Linked DNA regions of Mus musculus: region 1 is linked to region 2. The links are chromatin loops, found by intact Hi-C in ENCODE. Cell type or tissue: left cerebral cortex. All regions are shown on one strand. Each heading gives the region's core, and the rest is flanking DNA. Links, peaks and the distances in the headings are about the cores only.

The links. Peaks named below come from ENCODE experiments on the same cell type or tissue, not always from the same donor. Only the 100,000 strongest peaks of a DNase experiment are listed, where the experiment ranks them.
Region 1: a loop joins it to region 2, with 7 times the contacts of the local background. A loop is called at or near these places in 2 of 42 quality-filtered maps.

The regions. Positions count from the first base shown.
Region 1 is chr14:84,436,351-84,444,694 of GRCm38, reverse strand. It overlaps Pcdh17 (protocadherin 17), which reads right to left and starts at 1,132. Exons shown (of 4, transcript NM_001013753.2): 1 at 1-1,132. Gm32498 (predicted gene, 32498) reads left to right here and starts at 1,291. Exons shown (of 4, transcript NR_168882.1): 1 at 1,291-2,170; 2 at 2,459-2,597. In left cerebral cortex, for the core only: CTCF peaks have their summits at 3,600 (motif pointing left) and 6,130 (motif pointing left); DNase peaks (open chromatin) are centred at 1,983, 3,602, 6,151, 6,409 and 2 more places; H3K4me3 peaks cover 2,013 bases; H3K27ac peaks cover 1,809 bases.
Region 2 is chr14:86,150,257-86,158,600 of GRCm38, reverse strand. No RefSeq gene overlaps it. Among named protein-coding and RNA genes, the nearest start is that of Gm32729, 19 kb to the left of the region's middle. In left cerebral cortex, for the core only: no CTCF peak of the experiment used is centred there; a DNase peak (open chromatin) is centred at 3,725; H3K27ac peaks cover 37 bases.

The sequences.
Region 1 (8,344 bases), core at 205-8,204, 1.7 Mb after region 2:
AACAAGAGTGGTGAATATTTGAAGAGAATAACAGTGTAGGCTTTTTCCCCCCTTATTATTATTATTATTTTAAATTGGAGGAGTAGAGTCGACGGAATACATCAAGGCTTGGCGTGATGCATTCTGCAGTCTGGCTCACACACGGTCTCTGGTCGACTTGGGAAAGGCAGAGAGGGTGAGGAGCTGCAGCCACCGCGGTTCTGCCAGGGCGCCCACCCGGGGAAACTACCTCCTCCACCTCCGAGGGGAGGTTAGGCACGGGTTGATCTACACATTATTTCCGCTTCTCCCAGCGCCTCGGTATACGGGAATGACACATCCAGAAATGCAGGTGTTCTCATCTGCGGGATGAGTCAGAAGCAGCGGAACGAATCGTATTCACTCTCCCCTCACGGTCCTCCCTTCGCAGTCCTTAGTTGAGGCTTCTTCTTAAGGCTTTCTCTGACCACTCAATAGGAAAAACAAAAACAAAAACAAAAAAAAAACAAACAACAACAACAAAAAAGCCGGAATCACGTCGGGGGTGGGGGAAGAAAAACGAGAAAAAGCGTGGGGGGAGGAAGGCAAAGCTGAATCCAGGAACACTTTTACTCTACCTCTTTCGGCCGGAGTCCGAGGCTCTGCAAAACAAGGCGTCTGCTTTGCTTACGAATATTTATTTGTTTTTTAAAAAAAACCTTTCCACTTGGTTAGGCGTGAGATGCCCCCAAATCTCTCAGTCTTAGGGGTGGGGGCACGTTTCCAGTAATGATTCACAGCTTAGCCCAGGATCATAGTTCAAGATTTTCCTCCCAACGGTCTCTGTTCACAAAGTCCAGCATCGGTGTGCATAGCTAATTGTGCAGTCTGTTGTGGAGGTTTTTTTTAAATTTTAATTCCTCCTTTTTTTTTTTTCTGTCACGAGTGGTCTCTTTCAGTCTAGTGCGGTGCCTGTCAGGATCACCCCAAAGCCTGAGAAAGACGTGCAGGTTTCAAACCGAATAAATCCATCTCCGCCAGCCAAGACGCGGAGGAAATGGAAGGTGAAAAATTCAATTCAACAGTTGGAGTACCGTCTCCGAGCCGCCCTCCTCCGCTGCGGCAGCCGCCGGGCTCGCAGTCCGGATTCTCTCCCCAGCGTCTCTTGCTGACTGACTCTATTCACCTCACGCCGCCGCTTAAACATTGATACTGATTCTCTGCCAGCCAATCGGCGTGGGGAGCCAGACCCTGCCTTCTCGGCCCACGCCCAATGGGAGGCGGAGAAACGGCAGGCGGGGGCGGGGCCAGCAGCCCCAGCTCTTTAGAGTCATTGACTAGCTTGAGTCCGACCGGAGAGCATCAAGGCCCGCAGAGCCCGCGCTAAGTCTCGGCGGCGGCGCCCAGGGCTGAGCCGTGGTAGCCCTGGTGTTTAGAGGGTGTCTTCCTCTAGAAAGAGAAAAGTTTGGCAGTGATTTGATTTCAACTGGGGATAGGATGTAAAGCCAGGCGTGGGGAATCACCGTATACTTTGCAGAGAGAGGCAGCTGCGGTCTTCCTGGTGCCTTCTAGTCCACACACCAACCCACGTCGTCAGCTTACACACAGACACACACAGACACACACACACACACACACACACACACAAACACTGGGCCAAGGGAGTTGCGGATTTTCTGACTCCTTGTGCACTCATCTGGAGGTGCGGAGTGGGTGCGTGCGCGCGCATGCGTGCGCGCGCCCGAGAGAGAGCGAGAGAGAGAGAGAGAGAGAGAGAGAGAGAGAGAGAGAGAGAGAGAGAGAGAGAGAGCGTGTGTGTGTGTGTGTGTGTGTGTGTGTGTGTGGTGTATGTACGCGTTTTCTCACGGTGGGATGTTTATTTCGGTGAACGCCAGGAAAGTGCAGTGTTAGAGATCTGTCTGTGCTAGCTAGCTCGGGAGCAAACACGCCGCAAGCAACTGTAATCAATATGTAACTTTCTTCATCCTCAGAGAAATCCCCGCTGTCCCCAGGCACCCATGCAAGGAAAGTCACTTGATTATGAAAGTGTTTCAGAAGAAAAGCAGACGCCGGTGGAGAGAGAGGCAGTGTCTCGAAGGAGGGAACAAGCCTCTCTTAAGACATGTTTTGCAGCTCCATGAAACTGAAATCTGGTTGAACAGTGTTTAGACTTCTACCTTTTAACCATCTCCTATCACAGCCCACATTCAAGGTAATCCAATGTCCCTTAATGTCCCTAGCTTTGGTGTCTAATTCACTTCTGTTCATCTTACTAAAATTCCAAATAGCAATTTGATATTTTTTTCAAATCAAATAGCATTGCTAATATGTATAAAGTCTCCTATTCATAGAAGCTGAACTTAGGCAAGAACTTATACCAGATTGAATGATGTTTGTTTAAATATTCTCTCTCTGTCTCTTTGTCTCTCTCTCTTCTTCCTCCTCTTCCTCTCCCTCCTCTTCCTCCTCCCCCCCCCCATTCTAAATTTCTCATCTCCAGCTTTAGAATCTCAAAGCTTGCTTTTGTCTGAACTGCTTTCACAAACATCCACAAGTTACGATCAGTTTTGGTTCTGATCTAGCAGTTCTGGAGCAGAGTTAAGAGGGACAAAGGAAAACAATCCGTTGAAATAGAGAAGGTGAGTATTTTGATTGCGACAGTATTGATTGTAGTTCATAAATACTGAAGTTAAGTTGCCATTTATAAATTGTGAATGACTACTATAAAAATATGTAACATGAATCATTCAGAATTTCAAAGAAAATCAAATCCAGACCAATTACAAGAATGCTCTGAATATTGTTTTGGGGATACTTGCTTAAAGGTTCAGATCAAGGAGCTATTAATTTCCCAGAGCTTCAAGGAGATAACATATAGTCTGATTTTGCAGTCTGGTCTCATTCCAAATGTACCATTCCCTTGAGAGACCAACAGCTCAAAAATTCAAAGAGAAGATCTTTTTAGTCAGACCTTCAAATTCAAAAATGTTCCTTTCTTGTCTTCCCTAAATAGGTTGTTTAGCATATATGTTTGTAGTCCACAGAGGACTCAGTCTTGCCAAAGTAAAGGCTGTTTTGCTAAGTTGTCTTTAACCACAAAGTCTTATATAGCCATAGCTTTCTTTATGTCTCTCTGGTTAGAAATATTGGTCCAATGCATGTGCTTTGGAAGTTGATTCTTGTAATCTTTATAACCAGAAACTGCCTATGGCATAGTGAACACACATTCACACATTCATTTATCAATTTTTATTTTGTATCTCCCTCTCCTCGCACCCTGCCTGAGTTCTAAGGATAAACACCAGCACTTTGCAAAGCTAAACAAGAGCAGTAGCTCTTAGATATATCTTCAGAAACACTGTGAATTACCTTTTAAAAACGACCACTTTAAGCTTATTTTAATCGCATAGTAATTAGACGTCTTTGACTTTCACTATGGTGCAAAAATAAAACAATAAAACAATTCCAAGGAAGGCTGGGGTGTATTGATTAGGCTTAATTCAACATAGTGCTATGCAGTTGAAGGGAGATTGGAAACACAATGCCTAGGAAAGGTCTTGGTGACAGGAAAAATATATCCTTAGAAGAATACATTTGCTTAGACTCCCCCTCCCCAGAGTAATTATGCCACACCGCCCCCCAGTGTTTGCTGAAAGAACTGTGTGTATATGGTGAATGCTTTAGGGCATCTTCCAAGAATAAAAAGAACACAAGTATGTTTCTTATATTTCTTGTTGCTGTAGTATCCGACATGGTTGTTGAGTACTGACATGTATCCTAAGTAACTATTTGTAGTGATGATTTATACCTGTTTTTTTTCCTTAACCAGCAATGAAACTGACTGATAGCTTAGTACAAGTTGTTTGGCTTATTTCCAATCAGTTGTGACAATCACATTTAACTCTAAAAAGAAATCGTTAAAGGTTTTCAAAGTCTGTCTTTTTCTTTCTTCCAAGCATATTTTGTGTTCACATCATATTTATTTAAAATTTTCTTATTCATTATCTTAAAACTATTGAGCTCCACTGGAATAGAAAAGATGATGTAAGTGTATTAGGTAGTTCAAAAGCATCACGGCTTTGTAGCATTGAAGGCCGTGTCTCATACTCCACCAAGCCAAGGAGTTCAGAAGTCTGTCATGACCTGCGTATACTAAAGCAATGTCAGAGTTTTCCAGAGCAGCTGGGTTGATAATCAGTGTTTGTAGTTTCAAACCAGATTCAACTCTAATCCAACACGTTACCCTTCTCTATGTAAATTCATATATTCTGACCATCTCAAGATCTAGTTTGCTTAGCTACAATCTATGTGTGACCACTCACTGAGAACAAGTCTTGTAAAAGACTTAACATTTGATTAATTAATAAAATAGGGTGGGTAAGTTGAGTTTAAAGGTAAATTGATTGATGCATTGGAATTACTTTAAGTTTGCTTAGCTAGAATCTATGTGGGACCACTCACTGAGAACAAGTCTTGTAGAAGACTTAACATTTGATTAATTAATAAAATAGGGTGGGTAAGTTGAGTTTGAAGGTAACTTGATTGATGCATTGGAATTGCTTTAAATATTGCAGGTTCATTTTATAGGCTAATTAATAAAGAGGAGCAAATACTGCTATGTCGGTCTCATAATTGACTTCACAGAATTAAGGAAAAAATCTCAAAATAGGACTTCATGGAAGTTTATATAATTTATGTAACTTCAGCTCAGAGACACTCTTTAAGAATGCATAATTATGTGTTTTAGATATAGTTTTAAGAGTTTATTCCTGAAGCCAGGATCACTGCTATATAAGTCTCCTGTAATTTATCCTGCTTTGCTATAATCTTAAACTTAATAATATATAACTCTGAAGGAAACGAAGCTGCCATTTTCTGTACAGCCATTACTTACATGATTAAAAAAAACATTTTTATATTTCTGTCTTTATCATTTCATTATCTGGTTTTGTGCAGTAAATTTTGTATGAAACATTTCAAGCCAAATTTAATAGCATAAGGCTTAAATAGCAGGAAACCAAAACCATATCAAATTCAAATTCTCAAAAGCATGAAGTATTGTGTTTATAGCTAGTGCCTCTCCTCTTTTAAAGACATCTATGACTCCCATCTTATATTACTGTTGACTGTTTGCTGACTTTAGTCAAAGCACTGTCTTTTAACCAGTGATGAAACCACACTACTCCCAAGTCTTTCTCCTTCCTCAATGATGAATATAAATTAGATAGAGCAATGTAAATTAAATGTAAATTTTATGCTTCAGGAAAAATGTTTTATAATTTAAATATTTTAAAAGAATTCTCTCATACTCAATACATTCTAAATGCATAAAGTATATAAAATTAGTAATGCAAATTAAATATGAAATTTGTCCACTTTTTATTAAAATTATGAAAAAACCACTATTAGGAAAATTTAAATTTTCTTCTAAATAATATTTCTGTTAGAGTATGTTACAATATGATAGCATATGCAGGTATATGTATTTTCCTTACTACAATGTTAATAATGGAACCATAGGATTAACTCAGCAAAGACATGCAAACTAAACCTGTGAGGAATTCATTCACAATTCACAAAATGAATGAAGTAAACTTAAAACCAGCATCTGTACATTTTCAGTAAATTCTAAAATGTATAGGTAAGAAGAAATATTGGTAAATTAATAATCAATGATCAACTGAAGTACTCTAATGCATCTTAGGAGAAATATTCTGAGTTTTAGAGACTAATTTAGAATTTAAGCATAAAATTTCTTTATTTAAAATTTACAATTAAATGCTCTTTAGTATGAAATAGTTTTGTGTGTGTATGTGTGTGTGTGTATGAGTGTGCGTGTGAATACAGGTGAGTGTGAATATGTTTATGTTAAGTTGATAAAATAAGCTGCCACGTTTTAAAATGCATATTAATATATTATTTGATGTGGAGAAACCCCCAAATGTTACTCCATGCCAAATCTATTAATACATATTAAAAGGGGATTTAGGTTAAATTGTGTACATTAATATTAACATAACGTAACATTACTTTCATCACAACAGATTACAAGTATCATATTTATGTTTTTTTTTTTTTTTTGTCTTGCCAGCCAAAAAGAGCAAGTTACACTAAATCCATTATCTCAACACTCATGCCCCATAAGAAGTTACATACTGGCTCCCCCTTGTGGTCAGTTTGATAGACATTCGCGTATTTGGAAAATTTACTGCATTAGGAAAATTAGATTTATTTAATATTTTTATATTGCTCTGTGAAACGCAGAGCTTATGAGTGAAATAGTTAATCTATAGATGTGCCTGCTAGATCATTAAATTGATTGACACCGGGAAAACAAAGATAGTATTTTGATTTAACGCACTGCACAGCAATCTCATTATTTTTTTAGAGTTACACATGTTAGGGCAGTGCTGACTGAGGCTGGGAAACCAGCCCTTGGAGGGGACCCGGGAAGTTCAATTCAGTAGGTGGCACTCTTTCCTCAGAGTCAGTCTTACACTGGTGACCTGAAAAGATGTTTCAAACCGCTGTGTCACAGGAGGTTCCGCCTTTCAGGTGTGGCTGACACCAGATGCTTATGATCAGTAATGGTTCTAGCCGTTCACACGTTTCTAGCCATTATTCTAAGATAGTTAGCCTGCTTGTTAGATAGCTATCATAGTGAGATCAATGAGAAGAATACGCTAGAAGTAGCTGAGCTCTCAGGAAAACAAATAAGTGCTCTACAAATCCTCTGCATTTTAATTATCATTATGATCGTTAACCTTCCCAAGTTTCTGTGACAAGGTCTTACTTGGGTAATTATGGCCTCCTTATGTAAATTCCTCTTTCAGTGAGCTATGAATATTATTTCCTCTCATCTTTAAAAAGGCTAGAAACATTTCAGTTACAAACCAACTGCTGTCAAATAGCTTTAGTCTGTTACTCAGGGCACAGCATACTTTTGCTTTAAGTAAAGCACCTTTATATAGGCTTCTCCCTGTCTGTAGTCAGGAAAATACTCTGAGTTCTTCTCAGTGATATTTTTGAAATCATATTAAATTAAAAAAAAAATCAATGAAATGAAACATCATTAAAATTCACTAGGTGAATTGATTTTTTTTTTTTTGTAGCTTCTGAACTCAGATACTTGAAGATTGTCCTATCTTTATGAATGAGAAAACCTAGTAATATCTAGGGAAAAGGGCATAAGCCATCCACAAATTACCCACACAGATAGAAATGGAATGACCTCCAATTTTAATTCAGCACTGAAGAGTTTAAATTCTTATTAAAAAAATAAGTGAGATATCTTTATTTGTCATTCAAATGATGCTTAGAATCTTGGTATGTGACAACTGTAATTTAAATATTAATCAAGAAAGTTTGAATGTATGTTTGATTGTAAACTTACAGAAGAAAGTTGTATTGGCCATTCTTCTCAAAACAATACAGATTAAATTTAGACACATAGTGACTATACTTTGATGAGCCTGGGTGATCTACTTTCTCTTTCCTGAAGGCATAGTAATCACAGAAGTCCATGAAAATCCAAGAGTTTAACATTTATTACACAACTTGGACATTTGTACAATCATGAATTTATACTCTTTTGAAAGCATATCAAGAGCAGTGGTAATTAAACCTATTTGTGACAGTGACCTATTCAGGAAGCCACAGACAGCTACAGAACCCCTTCCTAATATATTTGATAGAGATCTATAATTTAAACGATGCAAATATATTCAAAAACACTGTAAGAAACACATATACTTGATGAGCATAATTGGGAATTATCTAAAACTATCTTTAAACCATTGTGCTGACTTTTACCTATAATTCCATCACTCAAGTGGGTGGTGAAGGCAGGAAGTTCACCATGGCTTCTAGGCCAGTGTTGGCTACACAAATAAGTAAGTAAGTAAGTATGTAAGTATGTATGTAGTTACTAATATCTTTGTTATACTAATATCAGAATCCTAAGAGAGAAAAGTTTGTATAATGCATGTCACTAGATGAAGTATGTATCAAAGGATTACACATTCAGTTTTATTTTCTAACATTTAGAACCAGAAACGTCCTCAGCAGTAGGAAATATAATAAATAGCAGCTATGTGACATACATGAGTAAAGCAAGAGCTTGCCTAGCACGCAAACGTTCTACTTCTTAGTCAGAGGTAGTAGTTGCATCAGCATGATGGTTGAGAGATAGAGACCTTTCTTCCTCACACTGGTTAAAAAATGACCCCATGATTCTCTTTAGTTACTAAGGAAGGGCTCTGCTAGCTGATGGGAACAGGCAAGACAAGAATATAATCAATCATAAAAATTGAGAAGTTTGTTGAGATTTGATCTTTTGCTTATGTTGTAATGCTAAATATTGGGCCCCAAGACCTGGTTGCCTTCA
Region 2 (8,344 bases), core at 40-8,039:
TAGACCTGTCAGTCAAGCTCTGACTCAAGATCCAAGACATTCAGTGGATGTGAGAGGGTTCCTATCACATCATATGAAGTGTTAAAGTCAGGATCAGGGTAAAAAAAAAAACCTGACACTTCAAATTGTGGATGAACGCCCTTAAAGAAAGCCAAGTAAGAACACAGCTCAAGTCAGTTCTCTGTCCTGAGGGATTCACTTTCCTAAAGTCTGCATTTTTTTTTCTTTCTGTCCAGATCTCAAGAGTCATCACAGAGGGCGCACCTAACATCCTTGTCTTTTCTGTATCCATTGTGGTTTTTGAATCTACCTAATTGTGCTCTATGAAATGTGCTATTCAACAAGCATGAATACAATTCCGATATCCTTTCCCCGTTTGATCAGTTTGGATCTGCAGAGAATCATCTTTATTAACTCCAGCATCCCACAACAGCCTGCATTGTCATTATCGATGACATTTTACCTTCTTTTTTTTTCTTTTTTTTTTTTTGTCAGATCCTTTTAGAAAGCATTCATGGTTGAATCAGTTTTATCTACAGTTGAATTGAAAATGTGCTGGGTGCGCGTTAAACACATTGTGAGAGTGCAAATAGGCAGCATTTCCAGATTCCCTCTGTCCTTTAATTTTGTCAGTCTGCTGAAAAGAGCTATTGATTGTGTCGGAGATGACTTGCTCTTTTGTAAAACTAGGCTGCTTGTTGTTCAGGATTCCATCATCCTCCAGGTTTTGATAAATTCATCTCATGGGGCATGTTTTATTTTTTTCCACTGTTGATTTTAGCTTTACCTGGCCATTATGAGCAAATTCATTTCTCCTGTGTTTTGTAAAATGTGTATTTACACCCACATATGTTAGGATCCTCCCCTATATCATACAGTGGATCTTACAATAACTGAATGTATACTATTTAAACTACACATAGTAAAGGTGTTGCAAAAGAGCTTTTTAAAATGTAAATAAAGTGATGGAAATGTTCCTAAACAGAACACCAATGGCTTATGCTCTAAGATCAAGACTTGACAAATGGGACCTCACTCGTAAGAAGGACACATGCTCAACTATGTTCATAGCAGCCTTATTTGTAATAGCCAGAAGCTGGAAAGAACCTAGATGCCCCTCAACAGAGGAATGGATACAGAAAATGTGGTACATTTACACAATGGAGTACTACTCAGCAATTAAAAAGAATGAATTTATGAAATTCCTAGGCAAATGGATGGGCCTGAAGGGCATCATCCTGAGTGAGGTAACCCAATCACAAAAGAACTCACATGATATGTACTCATTGATAACTGGATATTAGCCCAGAAACTTAGAATACCCAAGATACAAGATACAATTTGCAAAACACATGAAACTCAAGAAGAACGGAGATGAAAGTGTGGACACTTTACTCCTTTTTAGAATTGGGAACAAAACACCCATGGAAGGAATTACAGATACAAAGATTGGAGCTGAGATGAAAGGATCGACCATCTAGAGACTGCCATATCCGGGGATCCATCCCATAATCAGCCCCCAAACGCTGACAGCACTGCACACACTAGCAAGATGTTACTGAAAGGACCCTGATATAGCTGTCTCTTGCGAGGCTATGCCGGGGCCTAGCAAACACATAGGTGGAGGCTCACAGATGGATCACAGGGCCCCCAATGGAGGATCTAGAGAAAGTACCCAAGGAGCTAAAGGGGTCTGCAACCCTATAGTTGGAACAACATTATGAACTAACCAGTACCCTGGAGCTCTTGACTCTAGCTGCATATGTATCAAAAGATGGCCTAATCGGCCATCAGTGGAAAGAGAGGCCCATTGGTCTTGCAAACTTTATATGCCTCAGTACAGGGGAACTCCAGGGCCAAGAAGTGGGAGTGGGGGGGGAGGGAAGTAGGGGGTGGTTTGGGGGACTTATGTAGCATTGGAAATTTAAATGAAGAAAATATCTAATTAATAAAACAAACAATCAAACAAAAAACCAAACCAAACCAAACAAAACAAAACAAAACAAAAAAAAAACTGCAAAGCTTCTGTAAAGCAAAGAAAGGACACTGTAATAGGACAAAACAGCAACCAACAGATTGGGAAAAGATCTGTAAAAACTCACATCTAATATATACAATATCTAATATATGCAAAGAACTCAAGAAGTCAGACTCCAGAAAACCAAATAACCCTATTAAAAACTGGGAAACAGAGCTAACAGAGAAGGGCTCAGAAATACCTAATGTTCAACATCCTTAGTCATCAGGGAAATGCAAATGAATACATACCACCCTGAGAATCTACCTCACACCAGTCAGAATGGCTAAGATAAAAAACTCAGGTGTCAGCAGATGGGTACAAATGCTTTATGGTCCTTTGGGAGGGGTTAGAAATGTTAGGAATGCCACCTCAATACAAAACAATTTTTTCTTCAGTGTCTACTATTTGGGAAACCATATGAAGATGAAATAGAAAAAATAATAACATTCCGTATGACAGAATGTAAGACATTCTGTATTTTCACTTAGTTATTCATTCATTTGATAATATTCACAAGAATCTGCTGAGTGCCCTAAAATAAGAACAAGAAAACAATACACTTATTTCTGGGAAGTACATCAAGAAATGATAAGCAAAAGAAATATAGACATTCTATGGACAGCATCTCATCTCTTATAAGTTCTATTTTCAAATGTTTATCATTATTAAATTTTTAAATATTTCATTTTTATTTTGAATTATATGTATGTGTTTGTGTATGGATATGTGCACCTGAGTGCAGGCACTCCTGGAGGCCGGAGGTATAGGCTTCTCTAAAGCTGAAACCCAAACAGGGTGCTGGAAGTCAAACTTAGGTCACCTATGAGAGCAGTATGTGCTTCTAACCATTGATTCATGTCTGCATTCCTCGAGGTCATCTTCCTTCTTACCAACTCTACAGCTCACTTATTTGGACATATGTTTCACGTCATGAAGAATCTTACATATCAATCTGGGTTGAGAAATTTAATGTTAACTTGATGAAATTTCCAAACATTGGTTATTGATGGGGATGATTGAATCAATAAAATGATAAAGATTATTTCTTTTAAGCCTATAGTATCCCAATGAAAATATCTGGCTTAAAAATTAGGGTTACCATAAATATATTGGAATTTATTGCCACAGGTGATAGAAGAGGAGGTTTCATACCTTCTGGGCAATAAATAGCTGACAAAAATAACAACCTTTGCTTTGAAATTATATATTCAATTTCAATTATTCAAATATAATAAGAATTTTACTAAGTTGTGAGATCTTGTTTATAATATTTGACAATATTATTTTGCCTGTCTTTACTTTAATAATGCAGTCTAAGGGTGACAGTGTACTTAGGAAAACTTGTAGAATTATATAATTATTTAATAATTTGATTAATTAAATTTTGCCTAAAGCCTTAGTTAGGAGTAGAAGTATAATTTTTTAGCACGTGAGATTTTAGAGTACTGTTGTTGCTTAGTTTTGTTTTTCTTCTCCACAGGAGTCGAAGCAACCCATTGATTTAATTACACTGGCAAAGATAGTAAATTATTTTCATGGCTTTTATCATTCTTTCTTATTTTGTTTACATGAATAAACTTATTAAGACATTTAATTTGTGAGTACAAAGACTCCCATAAGCCACTCTTTGGAGCCTCCATCTCTTAGCTCCTTTGTGAAAGTGTAAAGTCCGCACAGCTGCTTTGGAGATATAAAAAGCTCTGATTTGTTTGAAAAAGCTTCACTGTGCATAGGCAATGTTTAAGGAGGCTTTGGCAAAATAAAATGTAAAAGCTTTAAAGCAGCCATACAGATTCTGTCAACTGAGGAGTGGATCCAAGATGGTGGAACGCATTGGAAAACTACCCAGTGTGGCTCAACAGTCCCTTCATGAAGTGCGACTGACAGCTGGGGTAGTCATGTTAATATCCACAGGGTCCTTATTGACCAAAGATTAAATTCAGCCATTGCCATCAGGGTCTTCCAAAATGCTTCTGAGATTAATTACTGCAATATCCCAGTTTAAGGGGAAAAAAAAAAAAAAGCTGTAATGGCTCAGCTGTGTGTATTTGACCATTATATTAAAAATTGATTTTGAAGTGATGGGAAAGTCTTTATAAATGTGACAGAGAATTAAAATTATATAGCCAAATTTTATCTTATGTTTAGTGTATTTTCTACTTTTAAGTAGAAATAAGAGTTTGTCTTCCTTCTTTCTTCTCTTTGAGAGAATTATACTATGTACCAAGGATATTTAACTAACAACAAGTAAGTAAATCAAGTGAGTTTCCTTGTTCTATTTAGCTGAATGTTGAGTTACGCTTTTCACTATACATTGGACAGCATAAAAATCAAAAATGAAGAGACTAAGTCCTTGCCTTCAAAGAGCGTATGCTCTCATTAAAAGTGAAAAATAAATGTATACATGAATAATTAAACAGCAATCAGATGAACTGTAACAATGAGATCTTTGTGATAGAAAATGCAGATAACTACATGTTAAAATGATTCACGTCGATGTAACAATCTTAGATTTTCACAGTAGGAGAAGAAAGTGCTAAAAAGAACATCAGATTTCAAAGAAATCAGGATTTAGTGTCTAGCTCTACTACAGGACAATTTGACTTGCCTTGATTTCCCTGAGATAATACCTACATTTAAGAGTTTCTTTTACCACTGAGAAAGTAGTCAAATGCCAGGCTTAATAAATTTGGCACTGCCACTTTTTTCTTTTTCAAATGAGACAAATTCTCCCCGAGTGCATTAGAATGTGTGGGGTGTTAATATCTACCCTGTTGTTAGGCATTTAGCATAAGTCATAGTCTTTTCTTAGAAGTTATGTGTTTAATTTCAATTACTCATGAAAATGAGGAGGAGGGATATGAAGACTTGTGCAGTTTTATAAACCATTCTTTGCCCATCTTGGTGTGTTAGTCACATTTCTGTCATTGTGCAAAAAGGTAAGCTGTTGTGTTTCTGCTCCTAGTTTCAGAAATTCATTTTGCTTGCTTGGTTCCTGCTGACTTCACCTTGAGGAAGACATGAAAATTCTCCCAGGGAGCGTATGACAGAGCAGAGCTGCTCACTTGTTAATGTTTCAGAAGTGAGGCCAAAAAAGGGAGCAAAAACCACACCATTCTCCATCACAGGCTGTAATGAGATAATGGCCAACGTCTAGGCTCTGACTTTGAATCAGTTGGTGAATCAGTGTTGGCTCATACTGCTTGTTCTGAAACTTAGAGACTGAGAATCCAGTGCTTAGAAATGTCTATAGTAATTTGATAGGGCATTCCCCATCTGTTGAATTAATCATAAAATCAGAAGATTGAATGTTCTCATGTCTATGGATTTATTTTCTTCTAAAATGTATTTTTATTGAGTTTTACAGTTTTATTCATTTATAATTAGATCTTCATTTCAAGTAATTTGAGAAGTTGCATTATAGTAGATAATTACACTATTTGTAAGTTGATATGGAAGGCAATTTTAAAAAATCAACTGTGCAGTTTACTCTGTTTTTTTGGACTATGGTGTATATAATATGCTTTTGTCAAGATGATGCTGGAAATTAGGACTGAGAGGATTACATAGGGCATAGGGTATGTCTGTAACTGCTTATCTAGGGGTTTAGGGAGGCACAAAAAAGGTGTGTGTGTGTGTGTCTGTGTGTCTGTCCTTTTGTATGTATGTACATGTGCCTATCAGTGTCAATGAAGGGAGTCAGAACTATGGTATGACAGGAGGATGAGAGCTACCAGATATAAATGTGAATCAAATTCAGGTCCTCTACAGGAACAGCAAGAACTCTTAACGATAGAGCCATCTCCTCAACCTCCGAGAAAAGGATTTTCTCTTTTTACAAATGTTTTAGATGAGAGGAAAACTTGCAAACACATCAGCGAAGGTTTATTCATACAGAACCTCACAAGAGCAAGAAAATAGCAGCTGTCAAACAAACAACACAGAAGCAAGCCGCAAGCCCTCTGCATCCTTACAGAATCCCGAATATGTTAATTCAGACTGGCTCATGCTACTCAGGTAAATAGCAACCAGCAGCATTTCCTTCCCAGGTGGTTCATATGCCCCATTCCTGAACTGTGGTAAATAACTGGAGGGGAGTGAGGACCACAGAAGAGACTTCTGGCCCTGTGAGTAAACTGGGCTAGAAGGACATCAAAGCCATCTACAAACATGATGTGTGCATCCTGCTTGAAATGCCTCAACTTCGGGCTGTGTTCTCTGACTTGTTCAGGTGAGTATGTATAACTGCATGAGTAACAAGTACCAAAACATATCTGAGATTAAACATTAGGAGCTCAAGGTAATTTATTTTTCGAATTGGTGATGGAAAGTCAAGACACTGCAAGAGCGCATGTGATACATAGGCAGCAATTATACTGTCAACACCTGCTTGACCCCACTTCTTCCTACGCAATAAAAACACTTGCTGGACAAAATAACCTATTTGCCAATTCCATTCAAACTTTCATTTAAAAATTATTTTTGTTTTTTATTTGTGTGTGTGTTCATGTGTGTGTAGATGCCTGTGGAGGACAAAAGAAGGTGTTAGATCTCCTAGAGCTGAAGTTGCAGACACTTGTGAGCCTCCTAACATGGGTTCTGAGAACAGAACTCATGTTCTTGACAAAAAAGAGCAAGTGCTCTTAATCCCAGAGTCATCTCTCTGATTGAAAGACAGACAGACAGACAGACAGACAGACAGACAGACAGACAGAAAGAAAGAAGGAAGGAAGGAAGGAAAGAAGGAAGGAGGGAAGGAAGGAAGAATATTCACCCAGTGGACTAGTATTAAGGGCATTGGAAGGCAATGACTGGGTCAGTTTGTAAAGGAAGGACTGCCTTAATAAGGAAAACTTCCCTAATGTTGGTTGCTCCTTCCAACCAACACCCTTCGCCCCCAAAAAGAGCCCAGTGTTACTTGGCTACTTGCTAGTCTTTGTTAATGTGAAATTCTGCTACAGCCAATGTGTGCCAACTCCAGCTTCATTGGCTTTCTAGTGGCTCTTCTGGGAACTAGCTTTAGGCTCTAGCAAGGTTTAGCAACACTCAGGTGTCCCATTTCATGGCCTGAATAGTTACTTGTTTCTCAGCCTCTCCAGCGTACAGACAGATATTGTTGGAATAGACAGGTTCTGTCCTTTTACTCAATCTAATACATCACTTTGTACTATATACATTTTATTGGTTTTATTCCCATGGCAAGTCCTAATATACTAAGAATGCACATGGAATTGATTGTGTGCTTATAAGCATAATTCTTCAGAGGTGATGGAATTACTATACATGAGAACAACCAGGTGTTGGTAACTTAGGCATCCTGCCTTACAGACTTTGAAATATAGAGCTGATACCGGGACTCTGTTTATGTGATTTTGGATCCTAAGTTCTTTTTTTTTTTTTATTCTTCTTCTATTTTCCATAGTCCCAAATTCAGTGCCATTAAACTTTTACTGATTTTGTTTATTCAATATGTAATTTCAAGTATTTATAGATTTCTAAATATATAAGTAAATAATGAAAAAGGAGCATGAAAACATCTGACATATACATGATAAAAATACTTGGTTAAAGTCATTGTTTATTTTTTGCAAATGTCAATTTAACATCATTAGCCCAGGAATAACTTAACCATGTGAGAAGAGTTGCCGGTATTCTCTCATTACTTCCTTCCCTGTACTGAAGGACTGGATGGGATGTGAAGTGTGGGATGGAAGTAGACACTAGGAGAGGAAGCATAGCACAGAACTCAAGTTGGTGCATTTATAGTCTCCTATAAATTGGCTCTTGCTTGTGTCTCTCTTCTGTACTAAATGATGAATTCTGTTTGGGATAAGGGATTTCTCAGCATCTGGATATTAGCTTCCCTCTGGACCTAATTTTACCTCTGTACTGAATATTGCCAGCTGGAAGTACTAGAGGGAATCTCAATTCCTAGTTAAGAGTAGTAATGTATGGGCAACAAGCCCAGAGCTCTCTTTCCCTTGTGAAATGGCACTCATGGGGTTTTGCCGCAGGTGCCCAAAAACTTGAAGCAGCTGCGCATTCATGGGACATTTGGTGGGGACACTTCCCCTTCTGAAGAAACCACAAATCCTTTTTTGGGCATGTCTTAGTCTATATAGAAAATTACAGTCAAATCCACCAAACTGGGTGAGGTATAAATATGAAGGAATTTGTGAAGGGTGGTGATGCCGGCTTAGAAACCTAGCTGCTTTGGAGACTGAGGCAGGAAGATTGTAAATATAAGGTTTGCCTAGAATAAAGATCAAGATTACGCCCTTGCTTGGCACACTTAGTAAAATTTTGTTTCAAAACATTAAGTTC